Regions from separate parts of the Homo sapiens genome. Here all the other regions are linked to region 1. Evidence: chromatin contacts called from ENCODE Hi-C or POLR2A ChIA-PET data. All regions are on one chromosome and are shown on one strand. The core of a region is the stretch at or near the end of the contact, and the rest is flanking DNA. Distances in the headings are between cores, read along the strand shown.

Region 1 (3,359 bases), core at 515-3,014:
ACCCCCCAGTTGCCCTGGCCTGGCCCAGCAGTGCCCCATGCAGGGTCCTAGCACCCAGCTCTGTGCCTCCGTGGCTCCTGCCCTGTCCACTGCACCAGCGGCCGCTTCTCCCACAAGGTGGCTCAGTTCAACTGGCTCCCTGGTGTCCAGGTCACAAAGTGGTTTTAGCGCCCTGGGTTCTGAGCGCTCTGCAGAAACCCTATTTCCCCTCACTGTTAGAGCAAGATATGTAGAAAGTGGTACTTTTTATAAACACATGTGTCACACTAAGAGTTCCGCTGTGAAATATCTAAACATACCATTCGACGTTCTTCCCTTCCTCAGACCTCCGCTTCTCCATATTTCTGGGTATTTTGATGCATTATATAGAATGCTAAAAACAAAGACTCTAATTCTATGTAAAGAGTCTTGAAGAAAAAGGAGTTGGAAGATTCATATCTACATTGCAAATTCTTGATAAAAACAGAATGTGTGTGTCTCTTTTCAACATTACGTACATTTTCCCTTGCAGAGGCGTATCCGTGTATTGGCTGGAAAGAGCTAATACCAGCTAACCCATGTGCCAGGCAACACCAGCAACTGGCAGAAGTCAGCAGCAATCCGATCCCACGTGACCGCTCCCTGAAGGCCCAGCCACGTGCAGGGGCCGCTAATCCGAGTAAAGATGATAAAGATCTCGCGTGCTGGGCATTGTCAGAGGCCACCTGGAGCGCACCGCACTGCACCTCCTGCGTCTCACTGCCTCTACTCTCTTCCGGGCTGCCTTGGAGCCAGGGAGATGGAATGTCTCATTCCACTGACATGGAACTTTGTCAATTTACCTAGTAAACATTTGCCAGTGCCCCCCACATGCCGGGTCTCGTGTTTGATGCTGGAAATGCAACTATGGAAAAGGCCAATCTTGTAGCCAAATGCAATCAACAGGCCCTGAAAATGCCCAGTGGGCTGGTGAGCGTCTACAACATCTACAACAGGCAAAAGGAAATTTCACGACGACTCGAGCCCCTGCATTCAACAGGGGGAAATGCATTCAATCCAGCAGGGAGAACCCAAGGTGAAGACAGTTCCCAGAAGCAGAAGCAACGCAGCCCCGGCACCAAGGTGTGAGCCCAGCTGTGGCCGAGGGTTCCTCTCACCTGGTGTGTGCCTCGTGCAAGGGAACCTGCAGAGACGCTGCCCTAAGACCTGCCAAATGGGGACCTGGAGATACATGTGGGAGGCAGCCTTCAAAAGGGAAACCAACCGCACACCCACCAGCAGGGAACAGCTCAGTTGACTTACGTAGAACTGAGGGAATGGCACTCGCTGCACCCCAGAAAACGAGTGGAAGATGAAAGGATTCCATGGAAAATGTCGACGATACATTTGAAGTAAAAAGGCACCTATATTCATAGCATGATCTCATTTTTAATCAGAAATATATTTGGAGAGAGGACAGAGATTAAACATAGCAGACAGAAAGTGGGAAGGGCTTATTCCAACTACTGACAGTACTTGACTCTGGAAAGTTAAACGGAGAATGACAGGAAGTTTAAATGGGATATTTGTACAAATATTTCAGGGTTTCCAACCTCGGCACTTTTAGCAGTTTAGGCTGTATGTTTGTGGCGGGCACCGTCGTGTTGTTAATTTAGGTTAAATTTGGGCTAAAGCTGCCTCCGTACTCTGAGGCCTCAGCCTAGCTCAGCATGTAAACAAACCACAAGCTGCCACGGGTGTGTATTCCGGTGACAGGTGGCTGCGTCTCAGCGAGCCAGAGCTGTAGCCAATCAGGCTATCTCTGCAGTCACTTCTGCTTTCTGCTATAAATATTCCCTGCCCACCGTGCGCCTGTTTTTGTCCTCGGTGATTCTTGGCTCATGAATCTTTTTTGCTCACTTAAACTCTGTTAAATTTAATTTGTCTAACCTTGTTTTAAACTGCGTGCACTGTAGGGTGTTGAGTGGCATCTTGGCCCCACCCATTCAGTGTCAGTCACATTCCTCCTCCAGGTGGGGCAAACAAAAATATCTCCGTACCTTGCCAAATGTTCCCTGGGGGCAAGATTGCCTCTGGTTGAGAACCTGAGAAACAGAGATGGGATTTGTGATAATTTAGAAATAAAACATAATGCAAGGTGGTCAATTATAATGGTGAGAAACAAAAAACTGCTTGGGAGCACAAAGGCGGATGTTGAATCCACCAACGTCCTTCACTTCCTTGTGCCTCAGTTTCCTCATCCACAGAAGCAGCGTAAAACACAGTAGTTCACAAGAATTGTGAGAAAAGTACCTGGTGCATAGTAGGCTCTTAAGGATTGTTAGATCCTTTTTTCCTCTTTAGTGTTGAATCTGGCTCCATCTGTGCTAGATCAGGAGCTCCCTTCACCTTGCTTACTCCCGTACTCATGCTACACACGCAGTGGAAGCTCAGTGAGACGTCTACACACACAGTGGGAGCTCACATCCATGCACACAGTGGGAGCTCACATCCATGCACACAGTGGGAGCTCACATCCATGCACACAGTGGAAGCTCATATCCATGCACACAGTGGGAGCTCACATCCATGCACACAGTCGAGCTCATATCCATGCACACAGTGGGAACTCTATCCATGCACACAGTGGGAGCTCACATCCATGCACATAGTGGGAGCTCATGTCCATGCACACAGTGGGAGCTCATATCCACGCACACAGAGCTGATGATATCCATGTACAGAGTAAGGGCTCATATCCATGCACAGAGTGAAAGCTCATTATGTGCTTATACCTACATAATCAAGCTCATATCCATGCACACAGTGGAAGCTCAAATCCATGCACATAATGGGAGCTGATATCCATGGACACAGTGGGAGCTCATATCCATCCACAGAGTGAGAGCTGATATCCATGCAAACAGTGGGAGCTCTATCCATGCACACAATGGGAGCTCTGTCCATGCACACAGTGGGAACTCTATCCATGCACACAGTGGGAACTCTATCCATGCACACAGTGCGAGCTTTATCCATGCACACAGTGGGAGCTCATATCCATGCACACAGTGGGAGCTCATATCCATGCACGCAGTGGGAGCTCATATCCATGCACGCAGTGGGAACTGATATCCATGCACACAGAGCTGATGATATCCATGCACAGAGTATGAGCTCATATCCATGCACAGAGTGAGAGCTGATATCCACGGACACAGTGGGAGCTCTATCCACGCACACAGTGGGAACTCTATCCATGCACACAGTGGGAGCTCTATCCACGCACACAGTGGGAGCTCTATCCACGCACACGGTGGGAACTCTATCCACGCACATGGTGGGAGCTCATATCCACGCACACGGTGGGAGCTCTATCCACGCACACGGTGGGAACTCTA
Region 2 (3,359 bases), core at 255-2,754, 62 kb after region 1:
ATATATCGCCATTTCTTTAGAGTTGTTGGGCCTAGAGCTTGGGGCTTCAGGGGCTAGTCTGGCCCTGAAATTTTTGGAGGTGGGCCTGGTCCTGGGGCCCATGGCAAAGTCAGATGCCTGCTGCATCCCCCACCCTCTGGCAACAGAGGGTATAAGTCTCTGTGCTGTGCTGTGCAGGTTTGGTGGAAGAGTGACGGGTAACATGAAGCTGTCTTTCCTACCCTCTTAAATACATTTTTGTTTCTTTATTCCACTAGGTACTTTAGTGCCTAACGTTAGCCCTTATGAAGGTATTTTCATGTGTGGATAATTGTCCAAACTGATGTTTCTGTGAGGGGAAGAGCACCAGGAACTCCCATTCCACCATATTGCTAACATCACTTTTTCTATACAGCTGTTTTTAAACCCTGCATTTTTATAATTCACTGAAATTTATTATATAACCTACATTTACAAAATCTACTTCATAAAATTACTACATTGTTCTGACAAGAATCTTCCTGTTTAGAGAGATTCAGAAAATGTACATTTGTGTCTTCAACAATGACAGGGAATACCTACCTCCCAGTTATATCCACCTGCCATAAAAATCTGATATTTCCTCCGTAGTAGTAGAAGAGTGGGACCAGAGTTGTTATTTTTCAGAATCTTTTCTAATTCTTTATAATTTTACTGTATGTGTTGAGTATAATATTTAAAAGAAAATAAAATAACAATTGGTAAATTTATATCTACATCAGAAATATCCATTTTGTAAAAGTATATATGTCTGAAAATACATTTTAAAAGTCAATAACAGGCCAAACAAAAACATCAAACATTTTGAGCTAAAAATGATTTTTAAGAAACAAGAGACAAGCAGATTGAAGATGATGGGTAAAGTTCACAATTACAATCTTTATTCTTCCAACAGAATTATGCACATTTGGTTTTTAAGAGAAAAAAAGGAAGTATTACAGAAGCTCTTCATTTTATCTGAGCCAAAAACAGACTTATCTTCACAATAACGATTAAATTTCATTAATCTGATGTTGTTCCACTATATAAGTGCATTTCAAAAATGAATTTTAAAATAATAATCATCATCATAAATTAAAAACCCAAGCTTTCACTTTATTTTTAGTTGTCTAAACTTAGCCTGAACCCTCTGGCTGGTTTTTGTAAGCTTGAAAACAAGCCAGTCTCTTTAGAAAAAGAATTTTTTTTTCCTTAGGGATTTTATGGCTCAGGAGATCAGTAACATGATATGCAGACTTTTTTGTGTATTACACGTAAGCCCTGAGCATACCCTAGTTTGAAGCTCTAGAGAAATGTACCATAAATTGAGTGCTGGACACAAGTTGTGTGTGGTTTGATCTGTGATGCTCAGCTCTGTCACGATCAGGTAGTCAGCACTAAGTCAAGGTTTGTCAAATGGAGGAATGAAGGAACTACTTAATGCCGTTCGTCCTCTGAGAAACTGTCTAGCGGCTGCTCCATGCACAGGTAACGAGTTAGCATGACAGAGACTGATGACTGAGGGCACCGGAGCCTTCAGCACAGAGGGTCCTTGGCCTGGCTGCCCGGTTTCAACTTCCAGGGCCCGAAGTAACAGCATCACAGGAAAGGGGAGGCCATGTGGGGAATGTCTCCTCCGTGACGTGCCAACAACACCAAACATGCCCTGAATTGCCACTGTCCTCAGACCCATAGGAAACAATAATGCATTGTTACTGGGAATAATATCAAAGAGGGAGAAACAGGGAGGGAATTTTCTAAAGAAAAACAAAACAAAATCTCAGTGTGCCAAGACTTTAGGGCATGTAACAAATTGGACAGATTCCCACAGATTTACCTAAAAATAATTTGGCCCAATAAAATTTGCTTGGTCTGAGAAAACTACAAAAGCCCTCTCACTTAATGAAATCCCAGCCAACACAGCACTAATAAATCTAACCTCATCTTTCAAAACTGTGTTTTTGGACAGGAGAACTTCATAATACTGGATAGAATCCACAGTAAACTGATTCTTCTGAAGGCGTTAGTGAATCTGTGGTCCTTTACCATGTGAAAAACACACAGTTTGGGGTGTTAGGGTTTTGTAATTGAATCAAAGCTCAAAATATGTTGACTAAGATAGACACTGGTGTGAAAAATATTAATTAATGCTCAGAGAGAATAAATGCCAGGTAGGCTGTTATTCTAAAAAAATCTCAGAATCAGCTCATTAATTCAATATAAACATGGTGTCTTTAGTCTTTATATAGCGACTCTTTGTATTCCAGATGTCTTTGTGCTTATGAACTGCCTTTGACACACATCTGTAAGAGATCCATGGAGCAAACAGCACTAAGGGAGACAGCTGAGGCTGGGGATTCGTGGTCAACCAAAGGAACTTTTAGAAGAAAACACCTTTATACTCTTTGCTCCAAGGCTTATAATGAAAGCAAATATCTGAATCAGAATTCATGTCTCTAAAGAGAAAATACTTCATGTAAGACTCGGCAGTGCGCTTTGGAAAGCAGTGATTTTCTAGGGAGCAGCCGGTCTTTAGCCACGTGTGACAGAAGGAACACGGAACTCGGAATTCGGGCGCCTGGTTCAGGATGGGGTGTGGAAGACACGGATGGATGTTGAAGGAGGAAGCGAGACCCTGAGTATTTCCTAGAGGAAGAGGAAACCTTGTTTCAGGTTGGCTGGTGTGGGAGGGTGTGGACAGCCATGGAGGGCTGCTGAAGAAGGCAGACACCCTTAGAAATGTAGGTGAGTTAAGGATGCAGTGTAAGTGCAGAACCCGCTTGGGGTGTGTGTTCATAGAAATGTGCTTGCACAACGTGTGACACAAAGACGCCATTAGGATGCAATACGGTCAGTATTCCACCTCACTGTACAACACGTGAGCCGTATGAGACAAAGACGCCATTAGGATGCAATACGTTCAGTATTCCACCTCACTAAACGTCACAACAAAAAATCTCAATTTGCTGATTTCTTTTGCTCCTGCAAGGTGGTTTCTCTGTCCTGCTTTTTATTGGTTTTGTCCCCGTGGCATATCCTCCAGCCAGTGGTAGCTTTCTAACATAGTGTTAACCTTGCACTGCCATTCTGGGTATTATGAAAAACTCAGGCCATGGGTTGCAGATGAGGTATCTTCCTTTTGTTTATCTTGAGACTGGTCTGTATCTGGGTCACTATTCACGTAGCTGCCTTGTATACTACACTTAACTGCTGCGGTTCGCAGAGCAGTTGAAGAAGCTTCCTCAGAGCACATAGCACACAATGGCCATCCACTCCACCCCGCAGAACCTGTAGGAATATGGTAAACAGGAATGCTGTCATCTCGTGGGTCAGAGTGGCTTTGGATAACCATAATTTCAATC
Region 3 (3,359 bases), core at 496-2,995, 44 kb after region 1:
CCATTCAAAATTTCAGCAGCAAACTTTCCCAGGCCTGTGTCCTAGTCAGCCCAGGATACTGTAACAAAATACCATGCACTGGGCAGCTTGAACAGCAGACATTCGCTTCCCACAGGTCTGGAGGCTGAGGTCCAAGACCAAGGCACTGACAGGGCTGGTTTCGCCTGAGGCACCTTCTCTGGGGGCCACGGCCACCGTCCTGACTGCACCCACAGGGCTCGGCTTCTCTGTGTGGGCCCAGGAAGAGAGGGAGCCTGTGGGATCTGGTGCCTCTTCTCACAAGGACACTCGCCCCAGCACGAGGCCCCACCCTCACGACCTCATCAAACCCTAATCTCCTCCGCTGAGGGTGAGGCTGCAACCTACGAATTTCAGAGCGACACACACATTCCGTCCATAACACACTTGTCCGTTTAAGGGCATATTTTCCTTCTAGTTCTTCACTAGAAATAGAAAACATAAAAAAAAAAAAAACTGGTAAGAGGATAAAAATCTCGGTCATCCCAGTTGGCCCAAGATTTTCAAAAGAACAATCCTAACTCTGAGAAAATGCTCAGGTTTTGTTTTCCTTCATTCTGTACTTATGGTTCCACACTTAGGCAGACTCGGCTTAAACCCATGTGGCTCTGTGGGGTACCTGCCCCCAGTCCAATCAGTGTGTGGCCCTGGGACAGCCACAGGGTGAACAGCCACACTTTCCAAATGCCGTTTGCTGTCACTCCACAAAGAAGCCACCTGCAGTGCAATTCCACTGACAGATCCATGACAAGACCAGAATAACACATCATTAATGACTTAAGCCAAAGGAAAAGGTATCAATAAAGCAGATATTTTATAAAAAGACAATAATTAACCAAACACCCACGTGCTGGCAGACACTGTTATTTCACAGCAGATTCAATGTGGTGGCAACACAGCTGATTTGGGAGTGAAATAATTGATGCTTTAGGCATACGTGGTGCTGAAAACAGGATTTTCTTCCATTTGAGAGTGGAGCTGCACTGCTGACTAAAAACATCCATTTCTATAATCAGCAACCTGAAGGCTTTCTTAACACAGAAGGGCCAGAGAATATTCCGTCTCCACGGTCGCCCCCGCCTGAGCATCTGCGTTGAGGCTTCCTGTGTTCAGTTGTTGGACATCACTCAGCTGAAGCAGCTGAGAAATCAGCTCCATTACTGCACCCACAGCTTCGCAACTGGACATTTAAAATGAAGCAACATAGGCCGGGTGCGGTGGCTCACACTTGTAATCCCAGCACTTTGGGAGGCCGAGGCAGGTGGATCACTTGAGGCCAGAAGTTCGAGGCCACACTGGCCAACATGGTGAAACCCCGTCTCTACTAAAAATACAAAAATTAGCCGGGTTTGGTGGCACATGCCTGTAGTCCCAGCTACTCGGGAGGCTGAAGCAGGAGAATCTCTTGAACCTGGGAAGCAGAGGCTGCAGTGAGCCGAGATCGCCACTGCACTCCAGCTTGGGCCACAAAGCCCAGGCTGTCTCCAAAATGAAATAAAAGAAAAAAGTAAAATGCTGCCATAGAGATTAATTAAATCTAGGCTAATATCCTCCCAAGTAATAAACATAAAGTTACTTAAACAGCTGAGCCAGGCGCCCGCCAGTGTCGAGGGTGCTGTAGTGAGACAGGTGCACAGTGAGCATCCAGGAAATGTGGAGAGACCGCAAAACGAGGAGGCACAGAGGAGACGCGGGCCCCAGCGGGGGGAGTCAGTGACACGCCATGAAAACACACAACACGGACGTGGAAGGATAGAATATGCCAACACCGGGGAGGTGTCGACTGCGCTGTTAACTGAAGCGTACAACAGATAAAAGGAACTACAAAGCAACATTGTAAGTTCAAAAGGTGGCACAAGCCACTGAGAAAGGTTTCGAGTGTTAGGTTATATTCGCGGCAGATGTGGGGGTCTCTGGTGAGAGGAGGCCGTGGAGACCCTCAGAGCCTGACTTCACAGGACACGAGGCTCAGTGCAGGGGTCCACAGACCACAGTGAAGGCGAGAGCTGGGACTGCCAGCGAGTCCAGGAGCACAGTGGGTCTGGAGATGAGATGAGGCTGCAAATAAGGAAACTGACAAAGCCATCCAGGCTCCATGGCAACGGCACAGCTTCCGGAAACACGTTTCTTTCTGAATGAGAGGCTGCGGGAGGCAACAGGGAGGAAACCGGAGGTGGAGGCCGCCCCACGCGTCTGCCCAGCACCTCCTGGAGGGTGGATCTCCGAGCTGGGGGCCTCATCTGAAAGGGGCTGGAGTCTTTCACAGTTGGCATGGCAATGAAAAAAGGTATGAAAAGGCAGTTAACACATTTCAGGACAAGCAGATCAGAGCCAGCCCTGCAGGCATCTAGGCAGATGAGTAGGTACTTTTGGAATGTGGAGTTTGAGTGCAGGCTGCATGAGATCGCTTGGGAGCAGGCACCTTCAGCCTGCCGTGAAGTTTGACTGCCTAGTAAGCACATGCCTGCACCCTCAGCCTGTCGTGAAGTTTGAGTGTGTGGTAAGCTCGTGCCTGCACCCTCAGCCCGCCGTGAAGTTTGAGTGTGTGGTAAGCTCGTGCCTGCACCCTCAGCCCGCCGTGAAGTTTGAGTGCGTGGTAAGCACATGCCTGCACCCTCAGCCTGTCGTGAAGTTTGAGTGTGTGGTAAGCACATGCCTGCATCCTCAGCCCGCCCTGAAGTTTCAATGCGTGGTAAGCTCGTGCCTGCACCCTCAGCCCGCCGTGAAGTTTGAGTGCGTGGTAAGCACATGCCTGCACCCTCAGCCTGCCGTGAAGTTTGAGTGCCTGGTAAGCACATGCCTGCACCCTCAGCCTGCCGTGAAGTTTGAGTGCCTGGTAAGCACATGCCTGCATCCTCAGCCCGCCCTGAAGTTTCAATGCGTGGTAAGCACATGCCTGCACCCTCAGCCCACCATGAAGTTTGAATACCTGGTACGCACATGCCTGCACCCTCAGCCCCCCATGAAGTTTGAGTGTGCGGTAAGCACATGCCTGCACCCTCAGCCCACCATGAAGTTTGAATACCTGGTAAGCACGTGCCTGCACCCTCAGCCCACCGTGAAGTTTGAGTGTGTAGTAAGCACCTGCCTGCATCCTCAGCCAGTCGTGAAGTTTGAATGCCTGGTAAGCACGTGCCTGCATCCTCAGCCCGCCCTGAGGTTTGAGTGTGTGGTAAGCACCTGCCTGCACCCTCAGCCTGCCTGTGAGGTTTGAGTGTGTGGTAAGCACATGCCTGCATCCTCAGCCTGCCGTGAGGTTTGAGTGTGTGGTAAGCACATGCCTGCACCCTCACCCCGCCGTGAAGTTTGAGCACACGCTTACCACATGCCAGGTTCTATGT

Evidence for each region. Hi-C counts contacts between places; a loop is a spot of excess contacts on that map. ChIA-PET counts read pairs that join two places held with the same protein, here RNA polymerase II (POLR2A). Pooled maps may share reads with other maps.
Region 2: a map of prostate gland shows a loop between it and region 1 (2.0-fold over the local background). The contact joins two enhancer-like sites. A Hi-C loop is called at or near these places in 3 of 168 maps with a recorded cell type or tissue (HepG2, PC-9 and prostate gland).
Region 3: a map of natural killer cell shows a loop between it and region 1 (10-fold over the local background). The contact joins two enhancer-like sites. A Hi-C loop is called at or near these places in 11 of 168 maps with a recorded cell type or tissue (CD4-positive, alpha-beta T cell, CD4-positive, alpha-beta memory T cell, CD8-positive, alpha-beta T cell and 5 more) and 11 of 50 pooled maps. POLR2A ChIA-PET finds 5 or more read pairs at or near these places in 6 of 52 experiments (CD4-positive, alpha-beta T cell, CD4-positive, alpha-beta memory T cell, CD8-positive, alpha-beta T cell and 3 more).

The regions. Positions count from the first base shown.
Region 1 is chr2:436,581-439,939 of GRCh38, reverse strand. No RefSeq gene overlaps it. Among named protein-coding and RNA genes, the nearest start is that of LINC01874, 54 kb to the left of the region's middle. Within about 2 kb of position 1,764, at least 10 of the 41 ENCODE cell types and tissues checked have a DNase peak (open chromatin) inside an H3K27ac peak, as active enhancers do; they include CD8-positive, alpha-beta T cell, PC-3, PC-9 and 1 more, where a contact is called at or near this core.
Region 2 is chr2:374,041-377,399 of GRCh38, reverse strand. All of the region lies in intron 1 of LOC105373351 (a long non-coding RNA gene), which reads right to left. Among named protein-coding and RNA genes, the nearest start is that of LINC01865, 59 kb to the right of the region's middle. RefSeq lists an enhancer at 2,629-3,359. Within about 2 kb of position 1,504, at least 2 of the 41 ENCODE cell types and tissues checked have a DNase peak (open chromatin) inside an H3K27ac peak, as active enhancers do.
Region 3 is chr2:392,922-396,280 of GRCh38, reverse strand. No RefSeq gene overlaps it. Among named protein-coding and RNA genes, the nearest start is that of LINC01865, 78 kb to the right of the region's middle. RefSeq lists an enhancer at 1,943-2,642. Within about 2 kb of position 1,745, at least 7 of the 41 ENCODE cell types and tissues checked have a DNase peak (open chromatin) inside an H3K27ac peak, as active enhancers do; they include CD8-positive, alpha-beta T cell, PC-3, PC-9 and 1 more, where a contact is called at or near this core.